3 separate regions of the Mus musculus genome follow, and regions 2 and 3 are each linked to region 1. A link is a loop called in an ENCODE intact Hi-C map of the cell type or tissue named here. Cell type or tissue: left cerebral cortex. All regions are shown on one strand. Links, peaks and the distances in the headings refer to the core of each region. The heading gives the core; the rest is flanking DNA. Region 1 has its middle 79 kb from the start of 3100003L05Rik. Region 2 has its middle 95 kb from the start of Gm30501. Region 3 has its middle 200 kb from the start of 3100003L05Rik.

Region 1 (8,476 bases), core at 75-8,074:
CTTATCACCCAGGCTGCTGCACCTGTAAGTGGGGATTGCAGGTGATATATACTCTACTCACTAAAGGAAGACCCTGTTTTCCTTGCCACTTCCCACAGCTTCTCACTGACACTAGACAGCATAAGGACCAGTGGCTACACAAGAAGGGATGCTGATAAGGTGGGTACTGTACGCTGGAAAGATTTCTTTTTGAGAGACTTAGTAGTTCATAAATAATCAACTTCCTATCACCTAATTAAGGGTATGAACGATGCAATCCAGGTAACCAGAATTTAAACCCTGAATCTGCCACCCCATGGCTCTGTGAATGAACGGAAACATCTTTACCCTCCTGAACCAAGAGTCCAGATCTGCATTGTTTCATCTCTCTTCGGAAGATTCTGTGAGATCCCTAAGATGTGTGAAATACATGGCTTCTAAAGTAAATATCACATTGCTGCTACTGAGTTGAGGTGCTAAGTGTGTCGGCAAGGGGTATGTTTTAAGAGCCACATAAGAAAGCAGAGTCAGATGTTCAAAGTAGAGAACCAGCCTGAACCTGCTCTGGGCAATGTCTGCTGAACTTCCTAGACAGCTCAGGAATTCCAGTCTCCAGTACTAGATCTTGAGACCTCATGTATCTGCATAAGACTGTGCATAAAATGATGCTCACCACAGCATGCTCAATAATTTTATAAGAAAGGTATATGTCCATTAAATTGGGGACAGTGGCTAAGTAAAAGAAACAGTATAGTCACTATATGGAACGTCAATTAGAGTTTAAGTGAAGGAGATGAATCTATGCTCCATAGTTACATAAACAAATTACAAAGCAATACATGCAGAATGATATAATTTATGCACTACAGGATGTAATTCTATGCTCTAATCATGAGAGGAAGATCCAAAAATGTTTACAACGCTGACATGTGTATCACCAGGGAAGAGGAGCCAGCTTAGAGTAAGACTTCCTAAGCTAGATATGATGATGCAGCTGGTAACCCCAACACTTGGGAGCCGGAGTCATCAGGATCAGGAATTGGAGGTACACCCATGCTACGGCAGCAAAGCCCTGCATTAAGACAACTGATAGAAAATTTAGGTTCCTAGTCAAAAGAAACTGTAGAAGAACCTCTACTTTTTAAGACAAATTATTCTTTGTGTAGTATGTGAGTGCACATGTGAAGGGCAGGCATATGCATGCCAGGGCATGTGTGTGGAGTTTATGGGGTGATCTTCAAGGATTAAGCCTTACTTTCCTACATTGCTTGAGACAGTGCCTCTACACTTCTGCCTTGGCCAGGCTGGCTGGTCCACAGGCCTCTGCAGAGCCTCTTGTCTCCACCTCCCCATCTGCCCTTAGGTGTCCTTGGATTACAGATGCTTCCACTATTGTATTTGCCTTTATGTGGGTTCTGCAGATAGGAACTCATATAGCTGAGCCTGTGGATCCATCTTCCCAGCCTCATCTCTACTTTTTAAATGTTTTACAAGAATATATTCATATTTAGCATGTGTAGTCAAAATCTTAGGAAACCCACAGAGAAGGCTTAATCTCTATATAGGGCTGAGCCCAGAGGGTTGGATAAATTCCCCGATTCCCAAGTTTAATGTCTAACTCTGATTTCTTCCCTGGGTATGAAAGCATCCTCGAAGATATGGAACACCCAGCCTTTTATTTCTTCTGTCCTGCAAAAACTGTTTTTGGAGGGAAATTGTATGAGAATGCACAGCCTGTGCTTACATTTGTCTGAACATTTCCTGGAACAGGGGGCAACTGCCTGACCTCCCCACACCTGGACCCATAGTTAACAGTCTGTAAAAAAAGTTGCCTCCAAACCGCACAGACATGTGAGATAGAGCATGGGTATTCACAGAAGCCAGCTACAGTCTGAAGAGATGCTAAAGCAAAGATATAGATGGAGAGTAGCAGGATGCAGCTGTGAGCAGCCACCAGTAGTCAGGTGCTCTGGGTAGGCAGGTGCTCCGAGAGCCGAAGAGAAAGTCATGCATGAGGACAAGCTATAGACGTGTTTGACCAATGGCAAAATCATGGAATGCTGGGACAGGCACAATCTAGAGCTACCTTGGAACTCTGCTTCAACAACCAAGACTGCTACTGGGAGGCTGAGTGATGCCCTAGACCTTAAAGAGATGATGAATTCCAGTAGATGCCAGTGGCTTCTAGTCATTGCTGGCTTCCTTGTCCACCTGTGTCTTTTATGGGAGACAGAGCTGCTAAATTACAGGCTTCACAGCTGGTTATCTGTAGTTTGGATCAGAACTCTGCTGGTATTAATTAAATTGTCTGTGGGTAGAGTAAGAAAACTACAACTTTAAGAGGTTTTAACCCATAAAAGCATGGTTCTTGTTTCTTATTTATTACTAGAGACAGAATACTGGGTCTTATGCTTGCTATGTAGACACTCTGCCTCAGAACTACATCCCCAGCCCCATATTTCATGCTTCTTTTGTGCATCCACGAAGCACCCATTGGAGGCCTTGAGTTGTGTTCCTTTGCAGGTTGTTGATGTCATTATCATCTGTAAAAGTAAAAAAAAAAAAAAAAAAGGAAGGAGGAAGCCTGATGAATTGGGTGCTGGCTCTGAGACATGTCCTGTGTACTCACATTTCAATGGTCATAGCAAGAGCATGACTCACTATCAGAAAAGTCAAGCATTTTATGCAAGCAGGAATACCAGCACTAGAACTTGCAGCAGGAGCAAACTCCCCCTCCTCGTGTCTGATTGGAGGTGATTATTGTTTACCGAATTTTATGGCTTTGATGTGAAATGTCCTCCACAGGCTCATGTGTTTAAATGTTTGGTTTCCAAATGGTAGGATGGTGGTGCTGTCTTGGGAGGTTGTAGAGGACTCTGGACATGGAGCCTAGATGACATACATAGATGAGCTGGCTTCTCTCTCTCTCTCTCTCTCTCTCTCTCTCTCTCTCTCTCTCTCTCTCTCTCTGTGTGTGTGTGTGTGTGTGTGTGTGTGTGTCTTGACTGCTAGAGCAAAGCTTCCGGCGCCTCTAAGGCAGACCATTCATGATTCCATGTCACTATAAAATGTATCCCCTAAACAAATCATTCCTCCTTTAAGCTGTTTCTTATGGGTTATTTGGTCACAACAATGAGAGGAATAAGCAACACACCTAACAAGTGGTGGTCAGAAATAAACCCAGACCTGAAGAGATGCTTAGCATGATGTACAACCCCTAATAAATTGGCAGTGACTACTGGCTTTATTGGAGCCAAGAATTTACGAATCCCTGTTACCTACAATCAACTTGGCCCAGCTTCCTTTCCTAAACCATTACGATGGGGATAATCTCTAAAGAGCACAGATGGGTTGACATCTTCTCTATTAGCCATCTATCTTCAGGATGTCAAGAAATTGTTTATGCCATTCCTACTATTCATAGGTGAGACCAGAAATGTGGCTAAGGTCTTTGATGGATCACATACTGAGCTAAGGGAAGACTGCCATGGAACCTGGAGAGCAAAAGTTGGATAGAGAGACTGTGCTGAGGGGTTTATTGCTAAAGCTTAGTCATTGCCAGGGGTGTGGGGGTTGGTGCAGGGAAGCTCACGATGCAGAAATAGAAGCAGGAGCAGGAGCTGCAGGCAGGCGAGCAGATGGAAGTTATTTTTAAAAGGAGGCTGTATAAAGCCGTAGGTGGAGAAAGCTCTAGACACAGAGAGCCAGGGCTATAGGTTAGAATGTCCTAAAGAGAAACCTGTATTATCCTGACAAGGCTGAATTTTTTCTCAAACAACTTTCTACACCCTGGGTCCCCAGCATCAAAAATAAAGACATAATTTTAAGAGTCAACATGCAGTTTTCAGGTGGTGGACAGCTAAAACTGTCCCAAGCTGCTTTGAACAGAAAGGGAAGCCAATTGATGCATGTAGTTGGAAAGTATAAGCCAGACATGACTTCAGGCAGTGATGCATCTGGGTGCTAAAATGGTGTGATTGGTGGTATTTATGTTTTATTGTTTCCTCACTTATGGTCTCATTCTTGTGCAGATGTCCCTGTCCAGGTGTCCCAGTGGCAGCCAACACCTCTCCTGAGACACACCAACACAGCAGCTAAGCATTTATAAGCATGATTATTCATTCACTTATCTGGGTCTAGGTATCTACTTTCCTGAGATATTTATTGGCTTGAGTCTCCTCTCTATTGAAGATAACCAAGAATCAGTGTACCAGACCCACATGACTTCGACAGCCAATGCATGACTAGAACTTGTATATCATCCATAATGAGATACTTGGAAATCTTTCTTAGAGACAGAGATAGAATAATTGTCTTCCGTGGGTGAACCCAAAGTGACATTTACTGAACTGTTCAGAACCTGAATTAAAAAACACCCATTTTTCTTTGCATTTGGCCCACCTGTACAAGTTCCCCCAAGGCCTGTTTCACATACCTGCTGCTTTCTGAGGGGTTCCGAACTCCCTAACAACCTTTAGTTTCTTTCTTCCACCTTGCTCCCCTGAGGCGTGGGTCTACATTGGGCCCATGTGACTGATGCTCTTTAAGGCCAGTCTTGGATAGCATCAGTTTATTTTGGTAATTGATACTTAATGTGAGAGCAATGGACAGATGGATGGATGGCTTATGAAGACTCAACTGGAAGAAGTATTTGGGATTTACAAGACCTATTGAGGTGAGGGCAGTGCCAGAAGCACAGGCAAGTAGTTCTCAGAAATGTGCAGGACAGGCACAAGCACGTGAAGGTGGAGATGTTTCAGTTCCCAGGCCAGAGCCCCCTTTATCTTGGGATTTCCTTTACTCTCCCTAGAGATCCTGGTCAAAGCAGAGGGTTAAAAAACATGATGCTGGAAGTGTTTCCCAGCTCTGCCACTTCAGGGACAGACTCTATTCTGTGTTCATGATTTTTCTTTGCTGGAGAAACTTTGAGGAGCCCTTGGAGGTCAGCTTACCTCCTAGAATACCCATGCTTCTCTGTCTCCTTCTCCCAGGCAGCTGCCTGCTAACCCAAAATAGAAATGCTAAAGTATGGACCAGACTAATGGAGCCTGGAGCCTGATTCTGGCAGCTAAAGAAAAGTGGAAGACTCCAGAAGTTCACATGGCAGACAGACTCTGGCTCTGTGATGGGAAGACGGTAGCTCTCTGTGGCATCCAATGCCTGACACACAGCTTTTGTGCTGCCAACTCAGGCTTCTGGGAAACATGAGAGAAAGAAGGGAACAGTCCTGTAGAACAGATAGTCCATATAGAAAGTTTCCATGGAATGTCTTTATTTTCTTCGGAACAAGGCAGGGTGCAGTCATTTTCTGATAACACATCACATAGTACCTGCCATCCGTACATCATGAATAATCCCACTTGATCAGTTATCTTCTAAGAAGAGCACTGTCATGACCTCCCCAACCGCGGCACACTTATACACACACACCACACACACACACACACACACACACACACACACATTTCCAATGATGTGGTAAATGATTATACTGTGATCAGCTGACCTTGTCCTTGGTTTGAAAGCTGGTAGGTGGAACAGCATGACTTAAGTGGTTTTCCTAATGAGCATGGGATATGGTGAAATAAAAGATTTTGCTTTCAGGATCTCCCTAGCTGCATAACTCTGCAGAAGTCTTGCTTTCCTCATCTGTAAATGAAGCCAAAATAATAAGGTTGATTACCAAGTAAGACGGCACAGGTACATATCTATTATACAATCTAATTCTCTGCAGAGGCGGGACAGCCAAGAAGACATAGACTCTTAGCTCATAAGCAAATTATTTAAGCTCCATGAACCCAAGACTTGAAATTGGAGGTGGAAAATTTTTTACTAGATCATTTTATCTGTTAAATAACCAGTAATAATTGCTAGTTATTAAAAAAAATGTTGTGAGTATTGACTGAAAAGCCACCTGAAAACATTAAGCATGTCACATTCACAGATGCCAGGAAGGCTGCCTGCTGCTCTTCCCTCTTTGACAGCCTATTACCAGCCACATCTTCATTCACTGGGTCCAAACCATATGAGGCCCTGATCCAAACTCCCTTCTGTCAGATCCAGACCAGAAACAGATTAGAGTGAGCAGATTAGGGAAGGGACCCTCCTCGTGAGCACCAGTTGGGCATTAGCACAGTTAAAATCTAAAGTGAGAACTTCTGGTTTCTTTGGAAAGTCAGTCGTGTTGGATGATGATTTGCTGGGGCAAACACATGAAGGAGTGTTTTCCTGAAGCAGACACAGGTAAAAAGATGATTTGCTAAAACAACAACAAAAAAACCCACACGCATAAAAGGATGCGCAATAAAGGATTCTTCACTAACAATACACATGTATATTGGCTTGCCTCCCATCGTGTAGCTGAGCTCTGTTTGTTGTGACTCCATAGAGAGAAAGGCACTGAAACCCTTCTAATGGTGGTCTGGTGGCTTCTTGGTGCCGTAGACTCAGGCCAATTGGCAAAGTGACGGCAGCTAATAAAGACGCACATGAGGTTTTGCTAAGACAGACTCACATGCTGAGGCAAGACCCATGGAGGACACATGATGTTTGGCGGGAGTATAAATAGAACTCAACAGACAATGACAGGGGATTGCATAGCTCGCTTTACAATGCTTCTTGGTCTGGAGTTTTCCCTGATCTTCACTTTGTTAAGAGAGGCATGTCGACGAACTTCTGACCTAATCGCTCCTGCTGACTCATGCCAATTTAGCTGAGGCCTGGCTGTTTCTGCTAGGTAATGCCACTACTACTGATTCGTGTTTACTATCCCAACACCACTAAACTGGACTGCCGATATATTCATAAAGTCTTTGTGAATGGATCAAGCTGCTGTTGCTAAGTGCTGTGATCTGAACTGCGGACAACGCAGGTGGGAGTTGCTCCAAAGACCCATTTCTAAACAGATCTACTTCCCTGTATCCTAATAACGTTTACTTTCTACTTCTGTTGGGGAATGGGCTAAAAGAGAGGTTAAAACATTTATAGAAAATGTTATAAAAATTGGGGTTTAAAAAGTTTAAACTACAAAAATCTGTTTAATTTTTTCTTGGTGTTCTTAGTGTTCCTTCAGTGCATACTACAAGGATTACTGCTTCCTTTTAGCAAATAAGCAAAGCTGTTAGGGGTGGGGAAGTTGGCTCTCCTCCTCACTCCAAGCGAAGGAACTCTCAGTTCCATGATCAGCTGAAGCACTCCCTGCCAGCAGCAGCCATTGCGGTCACTTTGTGGATAATATAAGATTAAACAAAGATTGTGGCTTAACACCCTGGCTCCTGAAGACAGTTTTCAGCAGCCTCTTCTCCATTAGAAGAAGCCTCTAAGAAATCTAGATGGTTCTAGAATTATTTCTACTTTGGCCACAGGGGGCGCACTATCCCCATTAAAGGGGTTGCTGAGATTGGGGCTGGAAAACTAGGCTGGGACTAGTCCCTAGTATAAATGTCAGACACCATGACTGAAGCTAAAAGGTTAAGATGTGGTTGGTCTGTTAGTTAGTTCTTGTTGTTGTTGTTTTGTCAATTTGACACAAACTTCTCATCTGAGAAGAAGGAATTTCAAGTTAGGAAATGTCTCTGTCAAATTGGCCTGTACATAGTTCTGTAGGACATTTTTCTGATTAATGGTTGATGTGGGAGGGTCTATTCAACTGAATAGAGTGCCACTGCTGGGCAGGTGACTCTGGGTTATATCAAAAACTAGGCTGAGCAAGTCTTAGGGAGCAAGCCAGTAAGCAGCACTCCATGGCCTCTGCTTCAGTTCCTGCCTCTGGGTTCCTGCCTTGAGTTCCTGCCCCAACCTCTCTTCGTGATGGACCATACATTTTAAGTCTTAGTAAATTCTTTCTTATGCAAGCTGCTTTTTTGCCGTGTTTATCACAGCAAGAGAAAACAAAGTAAGACAGTAGTCCAAACAAATGGCTATGATTGATCAAAACAAATGGCTGTGGTTAGTCAAGATACCCCTCCTCCTTGTCATAGAATCAGGATTCTTAGGCGTACTGTCCTAGTTTCATCTCTGTCTCTGTGATAAGGTATCCCAACAAAAATCAACTAAGAGGAGAGGGTGGTTTATTTCAGTGTGCAATTGCAAATCACAGTCCGTCACTGTGGGGAAGTCAAAGCAGGAACTTCAAGCAGGTAGTCACATCACATCCATAGTCATGAGCAGAGAAAATGAACGTGTGCATGCTTACTTGTCTGCCTCCTATGTTCATCACTTTTTCCCCACAGTTGCACAGTTTGACAACCCCCATTGGTAGGGAATTATGCCACCCACAATGGGCTGGACATTTCCTCATCGATTTAAGACAGTCCACCATAGACATGGCTGCAGATCAACCCAATCTAGATAATGTTTCATTGATACTATTTTGCTGGGTCATTCTGGGTTGTGTCAAGTTGACAATTAAAAGTAGTTGTTATGTTCACTCAGATTTTCAGCTAGAAGACTCTTCCTCTGTTGCTAGAACATTAAGCCCAATAAAAATATCTTCAGG
Region 2 (8,476 bases), core at 346-8,345, 330 kb before region 1:
AGATAGAATGAAATGCCAGTGACTCAGAGGAGGGATCAGGGAGAGAAGGGAGAGAGATAGATGACAAATATACAGATAATAGATAGATAGATAGATAGATAGATAGATAGATAGATAGATAGATAGATAGATAGAGATAGATAGAGAGATAGGTAGGGAGATAGATAAATGATAGATGATAGATAATAGATGATACACACACACATTTAAAAGCATGTCCAAACACATTGTAGGTAAATGTCCATATTTACATACACTGTTACAGAAACACACACCAATGTAACACTAAAGTGGGATTTAAGGATGTACAATATTTGTACTCACAGAATTACCATAGAGGATACACATGGATATACTAAACTTGGACATGTAGTGGGTATTGGTTGCTATATACTATTACATTCATGAGCAGTGCTGTAGTAGCATGTCCTTGCCTGTTCTGTATAGCAGTTCCATGAAAGCAGATGTTGTACACCCTTGAACCTGCTGTAGTGTTACACTGACATACATTTCCATAACAGTGTATGTAAGCACGGCTGCTTTCATACTTGTAGAGGAGAGTGTGGATTCATGGTGGAAATTCTGGCTTGCTGGGGATTTTTAAAAAATTCTTTGTGGATCAGTTGTATTCAGGTAAATGGCAAAGTGACAAAGGTGACTCAAGAGAGATGAACCTCAGCATAGAAGAGGCTCCTCAGAGTTCACCACACTGAGGATAGGGTGTCTGCACAAGTAGTGTTTGAACCTCTATGAAGGGAACTGCTTCAGGTCCTTTTGTGCATGGTCTTCCTATATATACCCAGGGCTTCATTTACATATCATTAACTCCTTGCTAGAGAATAGAAAAACTTATTTATTTATAGTACAGGCCAATGACTCAGAAGAGTGTTGAAGGGGGAGGAAAGGAGGTAGGGAGGGAGTGAGAGAAGAAGGAGGAAGACGAAGAGGAGGAAGAGGAGGAGAAGGAAGAGGAGAAGAGAGATATTGAAGGAGATGTTGATACAGGAAGATAAGAGAGATACATGAAGAGACACATAGAGGGCATAGAGAGATATAGATAAAGAGATACACACACACACACACAGAGACAGAGAGACAGAGAGAGACAGATTGATTGATTCTGGAAGATTTGTTAAAGCCCAGAGTTTGTTTTCAGGATCTCCTGAACAACTTGTGTGGTGCCCATTCCTTGTTTTCAGAACACCCTCCACATCCACCATCATTGCCTCAGAAATTCAGTTCTTGTGCTGGGACATCTACTGCCTGGGTTTGGTTTTCCAAGGGGCAGAGCATGGTGCAGGAGAGGTGTCATAGCGTTCATCTGGGAGGTGATTCTAGAGAGCTTGATGGAGAACTGGCGTTATGAGGTAGAGAAGCAGGGAAGCTAGTGAAGGATGCACCAATAATCAAGAGGGGGTGAGCAGAGACCTGCATATCAAGGGACTCTGGGAGACTGTGGAGAACATCTTAGTGACCTCAACACAAAGGCCAGGGGTGAGAGCAACCACCTGCCCTCTTCCAGTGGCCATTGCTTACAGGTTGCTCCATGGAGACTGATAGGTGCCTAGGATTGTGATGAGTGAGGGGATGAGCAGAGCCTTTTGGAATCCCCTGATATTTGCATTTGTTATTAATCTATCTATCTATCTATCTATCTATCTATCTATCTATCTATCTATCTATCCATCAACCTATCTGTCTTTCTATCATCTACCTGTCATCTGTCTATCCACTCATCTTCCTTCTTTATTTCTTTGTTTCTTTCTTGCTTGCTTTTCTTTCATTCTCTGTCACCTACCTGTCATCTATCTTTCTATCTATGTATCTGTATTTATATTCTAAGACACTCTCCAGTTTCCTATACAGTGAAATTCTTGGTAGCCAGAGGAGATCATGTTTGAAATTACTGTTGTCACACTGTCACCATGGAGCCGTCATGCTGTCCCACCAGAGGATCTCTGTGTTGCAGCCGTTTCAAGCAAGGAGGCTGCACATTTACATTTAGCCGTCAGACAGTCTCGTTTCGTCTGTAAAGTATCTTAAAATATGTGGAAGTAGTGCCAACACTTCAGCTGTGTGGGATTTAACGCACGCTCTGGGTTTCTGGCTTCTCTTGGAACAGTGGAAGACCTTGCAGTGTTGAGACTGGAGCAATATGTGGCAATGGTGGGCTGTGGCTGGCTGGCAGCTGCTCCTTTAGCTGAGACCTGTGCTGGGATCTCCAGAGTCCCCTGGGCCACCTGACTCCGGTTGAATCTGGGTCCTCTATAGGTGCTGGACCTTACATTGTGCCTGGTTTTCCTTTGCACTCTGGAGTTGTGCACATCTCCTTTTCTCCCCTACCCCCTCACTTGTCCACTGGACCTGCACTGCGGGTGTGCTCTTCCACCCAGGTGCTTTTGGGTCTTAAATTCCCTATGGGTTCTCACAGCTTCCTTCTCTCTAGGATAGATAATTTCGTTTATTGCTTTTTTTAGCCATTTGTTCAAGGTTTGCTATGGACAAATAGAAATTGTCATCTTCCCACCTATCAAACTTTGATTGGTACCTGCCACCTGGTTCTCTGCTGCTTCTATCCCTTCTTACTGAAGGTAGTGTGAACCTGGGCCACTGTAGGCAGGGCTGAGCATGACAGGACATCAGGGGTTGTGTGTAGTGACCACCACTGTGTGTGTCCGGGGGGAAGACGCCCTAGGAAAGGACTTATTAGTTATAGTTTGAATCTGAAATGTCTCCCTCTGGCTCCTGGTTGAAACGGGTGTTCTCTAGCAGATGACACTCTGTTGGGAGGCTGTGGGACATTCAGGAGGTCAGATCCGACTGGCATATAAGTAAGTCACTTGTCGTGGTCTTTGTCCATGACATTAAAGGAAGCTTTCCACAGGATGATGGGAACACTCTGACCTCTGAAGGTGTTGTGAGGACTCTAATTCTCATCACCCTCTCTGCTTCCTGGCCTGCTGCAGTGGGAACTGCTGCTGTCACACACTTTACTTGCCAGGCCTCCCCTGCCATCATGAAACCCTCTGGAGATGTGAGCTGAAGGGCTCTTTCCTCCCCTGAGTTGTTTCTGTCATATAGAGTGCTCTACTGTCCATACTCCACCCACCCCAGTTTCCCACTTCTCAGTGGCCAGCACTGCTGCATCCGGGGATGCCTTGTACCTAGATCCACTTAGTTCATTAAACATCCTGCGACTGCCATAGTCTTCCAGATGGTTTGCTACCACAGAGTTCCGAGAGGGAGCAAGCCCTGCAGGAATCTCTTTTCTAGTCTCAGCTCAGCTAATTAGACCAACTTTGAGTCCAATGTTGGAGGAGAAACTGCCAATCTAGTCGGATTTGCCAACTTTGCTTCTCTCCTGCCTTTGTCATAAAGTTTTCCTTTTTTTCTTTACACACACACACACACACACACACACACACACACACACACACACACACACTTTAAGCAGGAGCTGCTGTGAGGAGAAGGAGGGCTGGGTTACCTGCAACTCTTTGTGTCATTTATTCATTGACTGAGATGTCTGACACGGAAAGCAATGAAGGCAGAGAAAATGATTTCCTTAAGCTTGGTTCACTTGGCATCTCTCCTTGGACAATGCAAGCGGTGCATGATCGAGCTCTTTCTAGATGGGAAACGACTGGTGCAAGGACAGAAACAGATGAGTCACTTATTTTTTGGAGTTTATGAGCTGGAGGGAGCTCGTTAGAGTTTCAGCATAATAGCATCTGAGTGTTGATGGAGTCTCAGCCCCATCCTTTACGGAAAAAAAAAGTTCTTAATGCTCCAAAAGAGGAGTGAGATTCCAAGTGCCCTCTTACTCATTAAGCCAGTCAAACATTCCTTGATGCTCAGATGCCATCTCTGGCTACTGGGGACACCAACATAAAGATATATATTCCATCTTCAAGGAACTATTTTTCTGGTGTGGGAGGCAGGACAGATGGTGTGCCAGCAACTCACTCAGTAATAAGGCTTTGTGGCCAGCACGGCAGAATCAGATTCCCATTCTGATGGGACTGGTTGTTTTGTTTTTTGTTTTGTTTGTTTGTATGTTTCTTGTTATTTTTTGTTTTGTCTCCTCTCATTTGAACCACAGACCCGGGCTGTCTAACCTTAATTCCCTCATCCGCAGGAAGGAGTTAATAATATCTCACTTTAAGGACAAACCATGAGCATAGAGGATGATTGGTAAAGGTGACACACGAGAAGATGAGTGGTGGGATCAGAAAGATGGTTCAGAGGTTAAAAACACTAGCTGCTCTTCCAGAGATCCTGAGTTCAATTCCCAGCATCACACAGTGGTTCAGAACCATCTATATAGCAGGATCTGATGTCCTCAGGAAGACAGAGCACCCATATTTATAAATAAATAAGTCTTTGAAAAAACTTGAGACACTATAGCAGCAACCAAAGTAAACTATTTTAATGGAGAGTAGGGTGCTGAGAGCATGAAAGAAGAGGCCCCTCAGATCTCTGGGGGTCTCTGGGGGCATAGATCTGGGAAAAGGGGATGGATGCAGCATTTGAGCAATTGTGGAAGCATGGCAGAAGGAAGGTATAGGTATGGTCTGAGGGACAGAGTATGTGGAGGAGTGAGGAAAGAGGGCAGGGATGTAGATGGGAGGGATACAAGCAAGGCATCAGCAGTAACAATAGTCCAAGGACTAAAAGGGAGGGCTGGGTAGCAGGAGACACAGCTGTGAGCAGGTACATTTTGTAGAGTTATTGGGGCATGTAATTGGAAGTGTCTCGCTGGCCTGAGGATATGAAGTTGAGAGTCCTCTGCTTAAACATGGTAGCAGGGGAAGAGAGGACAGTCTTCCAAGGAAAAAGAGCAGAGAAAAGAGGGTGCTTAGGAGCAATGATGTGGGACCTGGGTAGGAATGATGAGCCTCCTTCTCCACCCTGTTCTTCCTTCTCCCTTCCCTTTGGTGATTGCCCATCTTGGAGTAACTTCTTCTTTGAGACGGCCAAGATAGATTTATCAGTGTCTTGATGTTACCATTCCAAGCTCCAGGTTTAGTCTTCACAGATGTTCATCAGCAGTCATGGGTTAGCTCTGAGATCCCTCAGACCCACACGACTACTCAATGGTGCCAGAGAACAGCCTCAAAGATCAGCCAGATCATGGTTTCTATAAACCCCATGCCCAGTCCTATCAACTGACAGAAAACAAGTGAGAAATGGGGTACTAGACCCACAAAAATGTCCTCCTGGAAAGCTGGCATAATTGAATCTTACAAAGGGGGAAATTTGGGCTGGAGAGATGACTCAGCCTTTAAAGGCTAGGCTCACAACCACAGCGGAGAAACTTGGCGTAACAAAACCTTGACCATTGTTCTCCCATGTCCTCCACCAATGATCAGCTTTGTCTAAGACCCACTTGGAGCAACCAGGTTTGGACACTAGAGACTGGCTTTGCACAGGGAACAGTCATTATAAGTTTTTTTCAATTCTTTCCAAATATTTTAACTGCTGAAGAGCAAACATCCCTGTGACTCATGTTTCACAATTTATGTCGTTGGCTTCACATACTTTTGACAGTTCCATCATGTTTTAGATGTTGTGAAATATTTGTTTTCCTCCTTAAAGCTGGGCTGGTGAAAATCAACTTACTTCATGGTTATTGATACTCTGTGCCAGAGTTTCTCATCTTCAGACACGTTGACGAGATAATTGACAAGTTCCTGGGCAAGTTGAGCCTGTGCCTGGCATCCTGTGTGTGACTTTATGTTTTGCCACATCCAGGTTTCCACTCATCAGCCGTGATTAGCAATGTCCTCACCGGGACAGCCCAAAGCATCTTCACATGAAAACGCCCTATCCTCACCCCACCCCTGGGCCCAGACTGACTAAAAGCTGTTTCTCTACAGTTTGAGAACACAACACGCTAGGCAAGAAATCAAGAAGATGGTAAGAAATGAAAACAGACTCCAGTGCTAGGGCTGTGGCTCAGTGGTAAAGCAGTTGTCTAGCACGCAAGAGGCCCTGGGTTCCATCCCCAGCACCACACAGAGAAACCCACAGCTGCAAAGGAATGAGGGTTAACCTTGATACGATGCAGGCCAATGATCTTCTGCCACAATCCCTTACTTTTCTTTTTGCCTCAACACAGAAAGAAAAACACGAGCACTTCACCCAGTAGCAGGATAATTAGGCACAGGGACTAAATGAGATGCATGCAATAAAACAGAAACCAGTTGGAGTTCTTCAGCCAGAGAATGGAAGAAGATGGCTGCCTATAAATAACACAATTGTTAGCCAAGCCCTCAGAAAACCACTCAACATGTCAGTGTCAGAGGAAGACGTGTCCAAGGCTTTAGATGCTGAAAATAAATACCGAGAGTCGAAAATAAATGGCATTATTAGCAGAAAGGGAGTCCCTAATTAACCAGCAATAGTCCATTACTGTAGCCTTCAATTCATTAAATTGCATAATTACATAAAAACTCAGTTGACGCTTGATTCAGTCAGTGTATCTGGTATTGTCTCCTCAATAATTAGTTCTATAATTGTCAGCTTGACAGGGCAATTAAAAATGTTTGAAGACGTGGTGTCAGCTTCCCTGTGTGAAGCTGCACCAGGCACGACCGTCTCTCGGAGACTCGTCCATCTGGGTACTTGCATGCTTCCAGATCCTGGGATGAAGAGGACCATGGGTAGGGGGTTGGAAGCATCCCACAGAAAGGCATTTCAGCTTCCTAGGGGAAATCATTCTCTCTGTGAAAAGAGGTGGGTGTGCTGTCTCCCAGCACAAAGCCTGTGTTGGAAACTGACTCCTCAGTGCAAGTACCAGGGGATGACATTAGAGAGGTGACTAAGCCATGGGGGCTTCTGCCCTTAGAAGAGGACCAACACCAAGGTGGGGCTTAGGGGTATGAATCCCACCTCTTGTTCATCTGTCCTTCTGATTGCTCTCCATGGATTGTTACAACAGCAAGGCTCTTGCCAGGTGCTGGCACCTCAACCTTGAACATCCTAGTCTCCAAAACAATGACAAAAAAATCATTTTCTTGTCTTTATAAATTGCCCAGTCTTCAGTACTGTGCTATGGCATTACAACATAACCTAGGATCAGGTATCATTGCTTGAGTGGTCGATGTTCTAACTGCTGGGATGTGGGAGGGGTAGGTTATGTGGGAGAGTATGGAGAGTTCCAGGCTTGAGTGTGCAGGCGCTAATGCTCAGAGTGCTAGGTGCTGTGAGTGAGGACTCAGTAAGACTGTCAGGGTAGGGAAAGCACAGCCCTGGGTGCTGTCTAGGATTAGGTTTTCCGGTAATCAGGGATGCCTAGTCGTATGGGACTGATGTTCTCATGAAAAGGAGAAACCAACAAAAGCAATGGGGAAGTAAGGGAAGGGGAAGAAACCTTGCCTCTAGCCAGAATGTGTTCAGGGCTCTTACATGCTAATATGGAATAGTATAATCAATCAAAACAATTGATCAATCTATGAAGTGATGGGAACAATCTTTATGACTATGTTTGAGAGGCAAAACAGAGGCCAGTGTGCTTTGGAGTGGTGCAAGAAGGAAGGTGAGGTCAAAGTCGAGTGTGTGCGTGTGTGTTGCTGTGTGTGTGTTGGTGTGTGGTGTGTGTGCATATGTGTATATATGTTCTTGTGTCGGGGTGTGGGTACATGTGGATGTTCAAGCATTGTGAAAGCCTAAGGCTGGTGTCTTTTCTGATTGATTTCCATTTTTTTGAGGGAGTCTTTCAACTGAACCCCGAGATCAGTAGTAATATAGCTATTACTACTATTGCTGCCTATTGCTGCCTTCCAGGCTTCTGAGCACTGGAATTCCAGGCAGGCTACCATGCCTACCTGCCATTCACATGGGTACTGGAACTCTCAACTCTGGTTCTCACCGTTGGACAACAAACACTTTATCCATTGAGCTTTTTCCAGTCTCAAAGATCAGAAGTTATAGTTTGCAGTTATCATTGCACTAAAGAATTTGTGTAGACACACTAACATAAGAGCTATGACCATAGCCGGGCAGTGGTGGCCCATGCCTTTAATCCTAGCACTTGGGAGGCAGAGGCAGTCGAATTTCTGAGTTCGAGGCCAGGCCTGGTCTACAAAGTGAGTTTCACGACAGCTCGACACAGAGAAACCCTGTCTCAAACAAACAAACAAACAAACAAACAAACAAACAAAAAAAGAGCTATGACTACAAAACGGAGTCTAGTTCCCAGTTTGTTCCCCTTCCTGGTTGGTACTGACACAGCTCCTTGGTAGGGAGTTCTAAGCGCCATCACTGGCTGTGGCTGGAATGTGAACTAGGTCATTCAGATGGGTTAGGGTTTATGAACAATGCTGTTATTCTGGTCATGTAGGCTTGAGAGAGCTCAGCATAGGATGAAGCATCTCTGGAAGCCTGAGAACCTGTGAGGAGATTCTTGGCTAGTCCTAGATTCTCTCTAATGTCAAGACTGCTTCCTGCTCGACTTTGAAAAGCTGGAGGGCAG
Region 3 (8,476 bases), core at 217-8,216, 120 kb before region 1:
GGCTGTCAGATACCCACAGTGTACTACTATCTAGTCCTCGGAGGTGACATGTGGGAAGCATCTGCCTTGTAAAATGTTCTGGCCAGACAAATCTGAGGATTGAATCATGGAGCAGAAGGTGGCAACACTGTCAGGTGCTCAGGTCACTGAATGCTACTAGGAACTAGGAGTCCCCTCTAGGTACCCCTTGTTTTATTGTTATGATGAAAACACCATGACCAAAAACAACTTGGAGAGGAAAAGATTTATTTCAGCCTATACCTTCACCTCACAGTCCATTGGGAAGAAAGTCAAGGCAGGAACCCGGAAGTAGGAACTAAACCAGAGCTCAGGGAAGATCACTGCTTACTGGCTTGCTCCCCATGGCTTGCTCAGTTTGCTTTCTTAGCACCCAGAACCACAAGGCTAGGAGTTTCACCACCCACAATGGGCTGAACCCTCCCACACCAATCACCAGTTAAGAAAGTATCTTGGAGGCATGTCCACAGGCCGATTTGGTGGATCCAATTTCTCAACTAGGGTTCCATTTTCCCAAGTGACTCTAACTTGTGTCTATAAAACCAGTCAACACAACCCTGTTCCAGGGAAAACTAGTACCAGTAGAGACAGGCTAGCTGGGGCCAATAACTCAGCCCTACTTAGTTCATGTTCCTGGACAACCCTCTCTTGGGAGACAGTTCCTTCTCTAGCTTTTGATCCTTCCTCTCCTTGGAGACCTTTCCGTTCTTGCTCTTATCCTGTGAGAGCTCATGACCTCTCCTTTTGGATTAGTCCCCCCCCCCACCCCCAGTGGCGATGACAAATGAGCCCAAGCATGTCACCTTAAGAAAAACAGATTTATTATTTTATGGTTCGGGAGGCCGGAAGCCTAAAATGGCCCTTATGTGGCTCAAGTCAGGCTGCTAACAGAACTGCAAGCCCTCTGAAGATTCTAGTGGATAATCTACCCTCTGGCCTTTGCTAGCTCCCAAGACTATGTCCAACAACTTCAAAGCCAGCCAGTCCACCCTCTGCCTTCTGCCTCATCACCAGACTTTGGCCCTTCAGAACAGCATCTTTTTCACAGGGACCATCCAGGTGGTCCTAAAGCATCTCTCTCTTTTTAATTTTTAAATTCAATTTAAAAAAAACTTTATTTTTAAGAATTTCACAGATATATACGAAAAAATATTATCACACCTACCTCTTATTTCCCCCTCTAATCCCCCTGTATCTCCCCCAGTTTGTCCCCTCCCAACTTTATTTTTTGTTTATTCTTTATAACTCTCTCAATCTAGTTAGTATTGTCTGCATGTACATGGCTGAGAGGCCGCCCACTGAAGCATGGGAAACCTACAGGTGGCCACCCACTGCAAAAGAAATGGTGTCATCTCCCCAGAAACTATAGTATGACCTCAGTAAGGAGCTGGACTTGGGGGTCATCAGCCATCTGCTGGAGTTAGGCAGGCTTGGTTACGTCGTTCTTATGTGGGTGACCGCAGCTGCAGTGAGTCCATGAAGAGTCCTTTCCACTCTGACATTCTTTCCGACTCTTCCTCCAAGTCTTCTTATCTCATCATCTTTACTTAATCACATATATAAGTTCATCTAACACTTCCAGGTCCCAGGGACTAAGAATATGGACATTTAGGGGACTCTGGGTAAAGGCAATGCTGCCAAACCAGATGACCTGAGTTGAATCCCTGAGATTCATATAATGGAAGAGAACACTCCCTGAAGTTGTCCTCTGGCCTCCATGTGTGTTCCATTTTGCACATATGTATTCCATGGTGCACACACACACTAATGTTATGGGATTAGATTTTTCAAAGACTACTTTAATAAGGGTTCTCAATTGTTTTGAGCCCTGTTTCTAGACCACCGTCCAAAGGCAGGGGAGAAAGAAAGAGTAAATAGGACAAGGGGATGTGGACTTGTTTAGAAGTAGTTATTTGGGGTAATTCCAGTCTCCATTTTTAGGATACCAGCAGGCCAGTTCAGCAGTGTCAGGATACCAAACACAAATCAGCAATAGCAACATAATCCAGCAGAAACCTCCAGGCCTCCCCCAAATTGGGGGGAGTCAGTGGGAGCAACCAGGACCAGCTGGACTGCCAGGAGTTCTCTGCCATGCCTCTCTCAATGAAGTAAAGATGAGCAAAGATGCAAGACCAACAAAGAGCTGCACAGTTAGCTATGCAAGTGCCCTACCACTGTTCGTTTATACTCTCTCCAAACATCACATGTTCTCCCATAGGCCTTGCCTCAGCAAAATGTCTCGTGAGACTGCCTCAACAACACCATGTGAGTCTGCATCACATGACACAACCAGGAATGTTCACTTTATAACATAAATGTTTTCTGATTAGATATGGACATCTTTGGGGAATATTATTCTGCTAACCACTTCCCTTAGTGCAGTCTTCAGTCTTCCCTCTTTATCTCCTTTCCTGTTAGAAATGTCTGCTCTTGAAAGTTCAAGCTAAATGGAAATCTTACAGATACTTTCCCAAGCCTCCAGGCTTGGAAAACTCGCTTTTCTTTTCATTGTTATTGGTTATTTTATTTATTTACATTTCAAATGATGCCCCCTTCCCAGTTTCCCCTTCACAAGGCCCCTGTCCCCTCCTCTGTCCTCTACTCACCCACCCACTCCTGCCTTAGCGTCCTAGGATTCCTCCTGGATAGCTCACTTTGTTTTCCACCCTATTGGCTTCCCGTGTGGCTCTTGATGCCACACTGTGTGTCCTTATATCTGAGTGTAAAAGGATGACAGACAGAGGAAAAATTAACTACTAGAGACAGACAGGTGTTAGTAAATGTGCTGCCACACTATCCTGGCAAGTGTGGCTGAAAACCTGGGTAGGAGTCTCTGTCACAGCTGGAGTGTGCATTTGCTCAACTGTCACTGCAGAAGATGACATGCCAGGCATGCACCTGTGTTCTCAGCACTCAAGAGGCCAAAGCAGGAAGAACAGGAGTTTCAGATCAGCCTGCCTCCAAACAACATGTTGTTTTGGCTTTGCATTCATGCTGAAACATGGTGTTTCAGGCGTTGCATGCAAGCACCATAGCCTGACTTGTTCACAGAGGTTAATGTACATGGGCACCAGAAGACTCATTCAGGAATGCTCACAGTGCAGTGTACAATGGGCCAACTAAAAAGGACGACATATCTATCCTAGGAACATATATAAGGATACAGCTCCAGAAATGAACAGAATGTAAATACAATAGTGTCAATAAAGTGAAAGAATTGATGTGAGAAAAAGGTAACACAGAGAACACCCTGTGCTTGCTTCATTCACATAAATCTCAAGAGCAGACAGAACATCTCATCTTCCAGGTCTGTGAGAGTGACACTCTTCCACCAATAGGTGGTTCCTAGTTTGTTCCTGACTCTGTGCAAGCCGTAACTATGCTGGGAAGGATGGTGAGTGAGTGTCTTTTGAAGCTGGGTCACAGGCAGGATGCAGCTTCAGCCTGGGGTTCCTCCTGGGATGCACATCAAGGAATTCTCAACCTTGGTGAGGAGTTTTCCTATCAGCAAGGGCTGGGCCACAGAGAGCACACAGGCATAGAGGTGTTAGAGGGCCCCCAGCTATGGTTTGAATTTCTCTACCCTAATGAATTCAGAGCTGAGCCTTTGAGCTACCCCCACAAAGACATAATAGAAGCAGACAAGGCTTGTATGCCCTCACTGCAGGGACCATAAGCCAAATACAATAAACCAACCAACCGAAAAGTAAAGAGGCAGAACTAACCTGTGGCGTTAGAAGGCAGGAGCATGGTTAGCTTAGAGGATCAGTCAGGAAGCAGAGCTAGCAGTGCCCTGGGCTTCAACGCTAGCTCGAGCTTCACTAGATCCTCACTTGTAAATTTATGGACATTTACTGGTCTGCACACCAGTGTTTCTCTCTCCTTCCCTTCCTCCCTCCTTCTATCTCTTTCTCTCCCTTACACCTATCTCATTTCCTTCTTATATAGATATTTATGTGCATATGTGTCATGCTTCTATAAAAAGAACATATGCAGTAGAGCAGGAGTTAAGTTCTGGACCAGATCCACCTTAGTCCCTGGCACAGACAGAATTGAGCTGTTACTGTGCTCCTCGGAACAATTTGTTCCCAAGGAACATAAACGTAGAAGTCAGACGAGGCTCTGGGACTCTTACACTATGAAAAGACCAGGCATCAGACGTGGTTGTAATCAGAGGCTTGGACAATGTGTCTGTTCTCAGTCCAGGCTGGCTTTCTCAAGGGAGCGTCTACTCCTAAGTCCCCCCAGCCCACATCTAGGACAAAAAAAAAAAAAAAAAAAAGAGAATTTATCCCCCAACTTGTTCCCACGAAAGAGGTAACATCTTTTATCTCATAAGTCAAAGTGGGTCATATACATTTTCCTGGGCCAATTGGTTTTGCCCAGGAAAATATAATATTGTGATTGTCAAGGACATTGTCAAACATCAGTCCTGGGAGCCGTCACTCACACCCCAGCCACATTAACGTAAGTGGAAGAAAGCAGAGTCTTAAGGCCTGAGCCTGATGTTCATTGCCTGCAAACTGGGTTGAGTGCTGAGCGCCACGTGTCTCCCTGAAAGTGAAGCTGCATGTTTTGCTTTTTTTATGAATTATGATCCATATATTTTATTTAGGTGAATAAATGTATATTCTAGGAATACAAAGATATCAAATTAAGTCTTTTAGAGTCACCTGATTTTTAAACTCAATGCTAAAGTGTTTTTTAGTGAAAGGTGGAGTTTCTCAGGTCCGACAGCTGGCCAATGGCCTTGCTCAGGTTATAAACTTCTAAATGTATACCCGATTGCCTCTAGAAAGGAAGAAAAGAGAGGCAAGGAGATGAGAGAGAGGACTTGCCTCATATTGTCTTGTAGATTCTTCTCTCACCTACTGTTTTAAAGATGATGATAAATGAGGCTCAGAGAAATTGAGTGACTTTCTTCAAATCCCATAGCTGTTGCCAGCTGATACATGCAAAGCCATCTCCTGCTAGCTAACCACACACACCTGGGGTTCTGAAGCCCACGTGGTAGATGACCCCATAACCCATACATTTCAGTGTTCGGGGCTGCCCTTAGCATGGTAGGAGTTTACCAGCATCTTGGGTTTCTGCGTGATAGGAAACTGCTCCTCCATAGCCTTCAAGCTAACTGGGGCAATCAAACTGTCTGAACACTGCTGAAAGATCCCCCACAGAGCAAGCATTCTAGCTCAGAACCACTCTTTCTACAACAGCCACTGCCCCCTCTGATTGATGGGGCAGGGGAGAGTCATTTTCATGAGCCCCAGATTCTTTATCTGCAAAATGGGAACCCAAGCCATAGATGTGTGGCTGTGTGACTCCATGGCAGAGCATGTGCCTAGCATGAGTGAGACACTGTGCCTTACTCCAGCTTAGACCGCACAGTGTAGGCCTACATCATATGAACCGGGCAGTTGGCAATTAGCTGGTACCTTAAGTGCTTCCTACCTGGCAGGTGAGGAAATCTCTCTCACTAAGTTGAATGTGATTTTCCAGAGAGGATGTTTTATATTTGGCAAATTAGAGACACACTGAATTGCAAATGAAGACAGGCATTTGGGGCTACTCCTGTTGCCTAATTAGTACAACTCCATTGACAGCCCTGGCTCCTTCAAAGGACTCTCCCTGGGATGTGGGCCTTCTGCAGAGTTGGCTAAGAACTCCACACAGAGTCAGATGTCCGACATCAAACGTTTCTGTGTTCAGAAATGAGCCCAGGTTCTCCAATGCAGAGCTCTCTCGGTAAATGGTCCCCTGCTTATTAAATTCCTGCAGTGGCCACTTTAATTGGGCCCGCCCCTCCTACTTGGCTAGCCAAGGCTGTACAGCTCTCCTCTGGTTTGAGGTCCCAGTTGGAGGTGATTGCCTCCAGTTGCCCAGGTTCCTTAGAGAGGACTGGCTGGATCCTCCCTGGCTCCTCCCACCCCAAGCACATACAGATCCACTGAGTCAGCTCTTTAATCCCAGTTTGATTAGAGTAAAGCCATCCCTGAACAAACCCACATCTGTGTCCCTGCTGTGAGCGGGACAGCTATCTCTGACCCAGGGCCTTAGGAAGAGTAGCCGCAGTCTTGATGGCCCTTAATCTCTGCCCTTGGTCTTCCTGATGTCGGTCGGAGGCCGGATGCAAACACAAGACTGAGAGACTGAAAGGTATCCTCCAAATGGCAAGCATCTTAGGACATTTCTCAAGCAGAGTCTCAGCAGAGGCCACAATGGGTCTGAATGCCAAGGGCTACCTGTAAGTGTGTGTCTTGTCACCTACTTAGTATTTGGCAAACAGGTAGCTGGAAGACTTTTGAGCAAGGTGTATGCGTGTAGATTTCTACGGTCTCAATTGCTTGGTGATTATATTCACACCACTGTTTCCTGTGTGCTGTGTGCACCAGGAAGTGCTCATTGCTTGCTTTTTTGTTGTTTTGTTTTGATTTGTTTGTTTGTTTGTTTTGGTCAACTTGACACAAGCTAGAATCATCTGGGAGTAGAGAATTTCAGCTGAGAAGACACCACTACTACCTTGACCTGAAGGGAAGTTTATGGGGGCATTTTCTTTATTAATGATTAATATGGGTGATTTCAGCTTATGCCACTCCTGGGCAGTGGTCCTGTATGATAAGAAAGCAGGCTGAGCAAGCCATGGAGAACAAACCAGAAGGCAGAGCCCTTTCCTGGCTTCAGCTTCTGTTTCTGACTCTAGGTTCTTATTCTCAGTTCCAGCCTTGACCTCCCTCAGTGGATTGTGATCCAGGATATATAAGCCAAATAATCCCTTTCTTTCCCAAGTTGCTTTTGGCCATGGTGTTTAACACAGCAATACCCTGCTCAAGATAAGACATCTGAGTGAGTGTGTGGGTAGATGGGTGGGTGGGTAGGATTGATTGACACCCCCCCCAGAGAGGGGCCCCAACAGGCTGCTCTACCTGCAATCTAACCCCTCAAACTGGATTCTAACTATTCACACTGGTCTCATATTTTGTCTGACCTGATCTATTTATCCGTCTATACAATTGGATCCCAGTTTCTTTCTGTCTTTTCTCACCAGCCTTCTGGTGTCTGATAGTAAATAAAGTCGTGGGCACCTTGCTGTTTCCCCTTGACTCTTGTCTTTGATTTTTATGGAATCAGATATGGGCTTCCAGAGAGAATGGTGCTCACACAGATGCTAAGTACCCATCCAATTCAATATAGTCCTGTTCTTTCTCTAGTTAATCTGAAGGAACTCAGGCTCTAAACAGGCCCTGTCCATTCAGTCACAGGTCTGCATGATTCTAGTGAGTCAGGATCAGTGTGTCTGAGAGATTCAGAGCACACGCATCCTAGAGATGCCCTTGTCCCATCTCATGTCAAGCATAAGAAAATTCTTTGTACCACATTTGAGGGAAGCTCATTATCTGCAACCAAAAATAGGTTGTAGAAATGCTTGGAGAACCAATGTCCCAGAGAGAAGTGGGATTGCTCCAGTGTAGATCATTGTAGCTCCAGTCCCAATTCAAGGAGCCTGAAGGGCTGTAGAATTCCTCTGTCACAGAGAGAGTCATGTCTATAGAAACTTAGTCCTCGGTGTGCACGGAGAGTATGGTTGATACTCAGCAAGTTGGTTTCCTAGGATTTGGAGGTAATGCTGTGCACGAAGCCCCGAATCCCAGCCTTCTATTGCAGAGCTAGGGAGACAGAGGCATGAGGACTCCAGGTCAGCACAGACACTGGAAGAAGCTGGGAACCCTGCTTGGCCACATTGCTCCAGGAACTTGGAGGAAGGATGTCCTCCCTCTGTGTCTCCTTCTTCCTATATGTAAAATGCATACCGCACAATGCAGACTTAGAAATCCTAGATCATAGTTAGAACGTTGTGTTTGTCCTATTGACCCCTAATGATAGCAATTTTTATTCTGACAATTTTATACCTGTATACAAGGCACTGGGATGACATTCACCCCCACACTACTGCCCTCTCCTTTCCCTTCCAACTCTTACCAATCCCCTAATTCCCATCTAGTCCTCTGCTTACCTCTTATCCTGTTCCTGTTTTTTTCCTCCCTCCCTCCCTCCCTCCCTCCCTCCCTCCCTCCCTCCCTCCCTCCCTCCCTCTCTCCTTCCCTTCCTTCCTCCTTCTTCCCTTTTTACCCTCCTCTCCTCTCTTCCCCTTGATTCCTTCTGTTTGTGTTTCTTTCTTTCTTTCTGTGCATAAGAGAACTTTGAATTAATTTAATCTTATTTTCATAACATAAAAATGAGAGAGAGAGAGAGAGAGAGAGAGAGAGAGAGAGAGAGAGAGAGAGAGAACTTGGTGATGGCTGTTTGCTGAAGTGGGATTTGCTTGGTGATAGTGCAGGAAACCAGTCCTTGATGGTGAATCAGAACACAGACTTAGTGAATTCCTCACCCCTCTTAACATGTTCCTGCAGATGCTTTCCTGGTAACATGGCATGTGTGGCTGCAATAGGCACAGCAGAAA

Evidence for each region. Hi-C counts contacts between places; a loop is a spot of excess contacts. Peaks named below come from ENCODE experiments on the same cell type or tissue, not always from the same donor. Only the 100,000 strongest peaks of a DNase experiment are listed, where the experiment ranks them.
Region 2: a loop joins it to region 1, with 8 times the contacts of the local background. A loop is called at or near these places in 2 of 42 quality-filtered maps.
Region 3: a loop joins it to region 1, with 13 times the contacts of the local background. A loop is called at or near these places in 2 of 42 quality-filtered maps.

The regions. Positions count from the first base shown.
Region 1 is chr7:124,784,065-124,792,540 of GRCm38, reverse strand. No RefSeq gene overlaps it. Among named protein-coding and RNA genes, the nearest start is that of 3100003L05Rik, 79 kb to the right of the region's middle. In left cerebral cortex, for the core only: a CTCF peak has its summit at 7,346; DNase peaks (open chromatin) are centred at 3,576 and 3,886; H3K27ac peaks cover 1,277 bases.
Region 2 is chr7:125,110,976-125,119,451 of GRCm38, reverse strand. No RefSeq gene overlaps it. Among named protein-coding and RNA genes, the nearest start is that of Gm30501, 95 kb to the left of the region's middle. In left cerebral cortex, for the core only: no CTCF peak of the experiment used is centred there; DNase peaks (open chromatin) are centred at 2,074, 3,676, 3,891 and 6,684.
Region 3 is chr7:124,903,043-124,911,518 of GRCm38, reverse strand. No RefSeq gene overlaps it. Among named protein-coding and RNA genes, the nearest start is that of 3100003L05Rik, 200 kb to the right of the region's middle. In left cerebral cortex, for the core only: a CTCF peak has its summit at 3,365; DNase peaks (open chromatin) are centred at 3,460, 4,045 and 5,716; H3K27ac peaks cover 1,212 bases.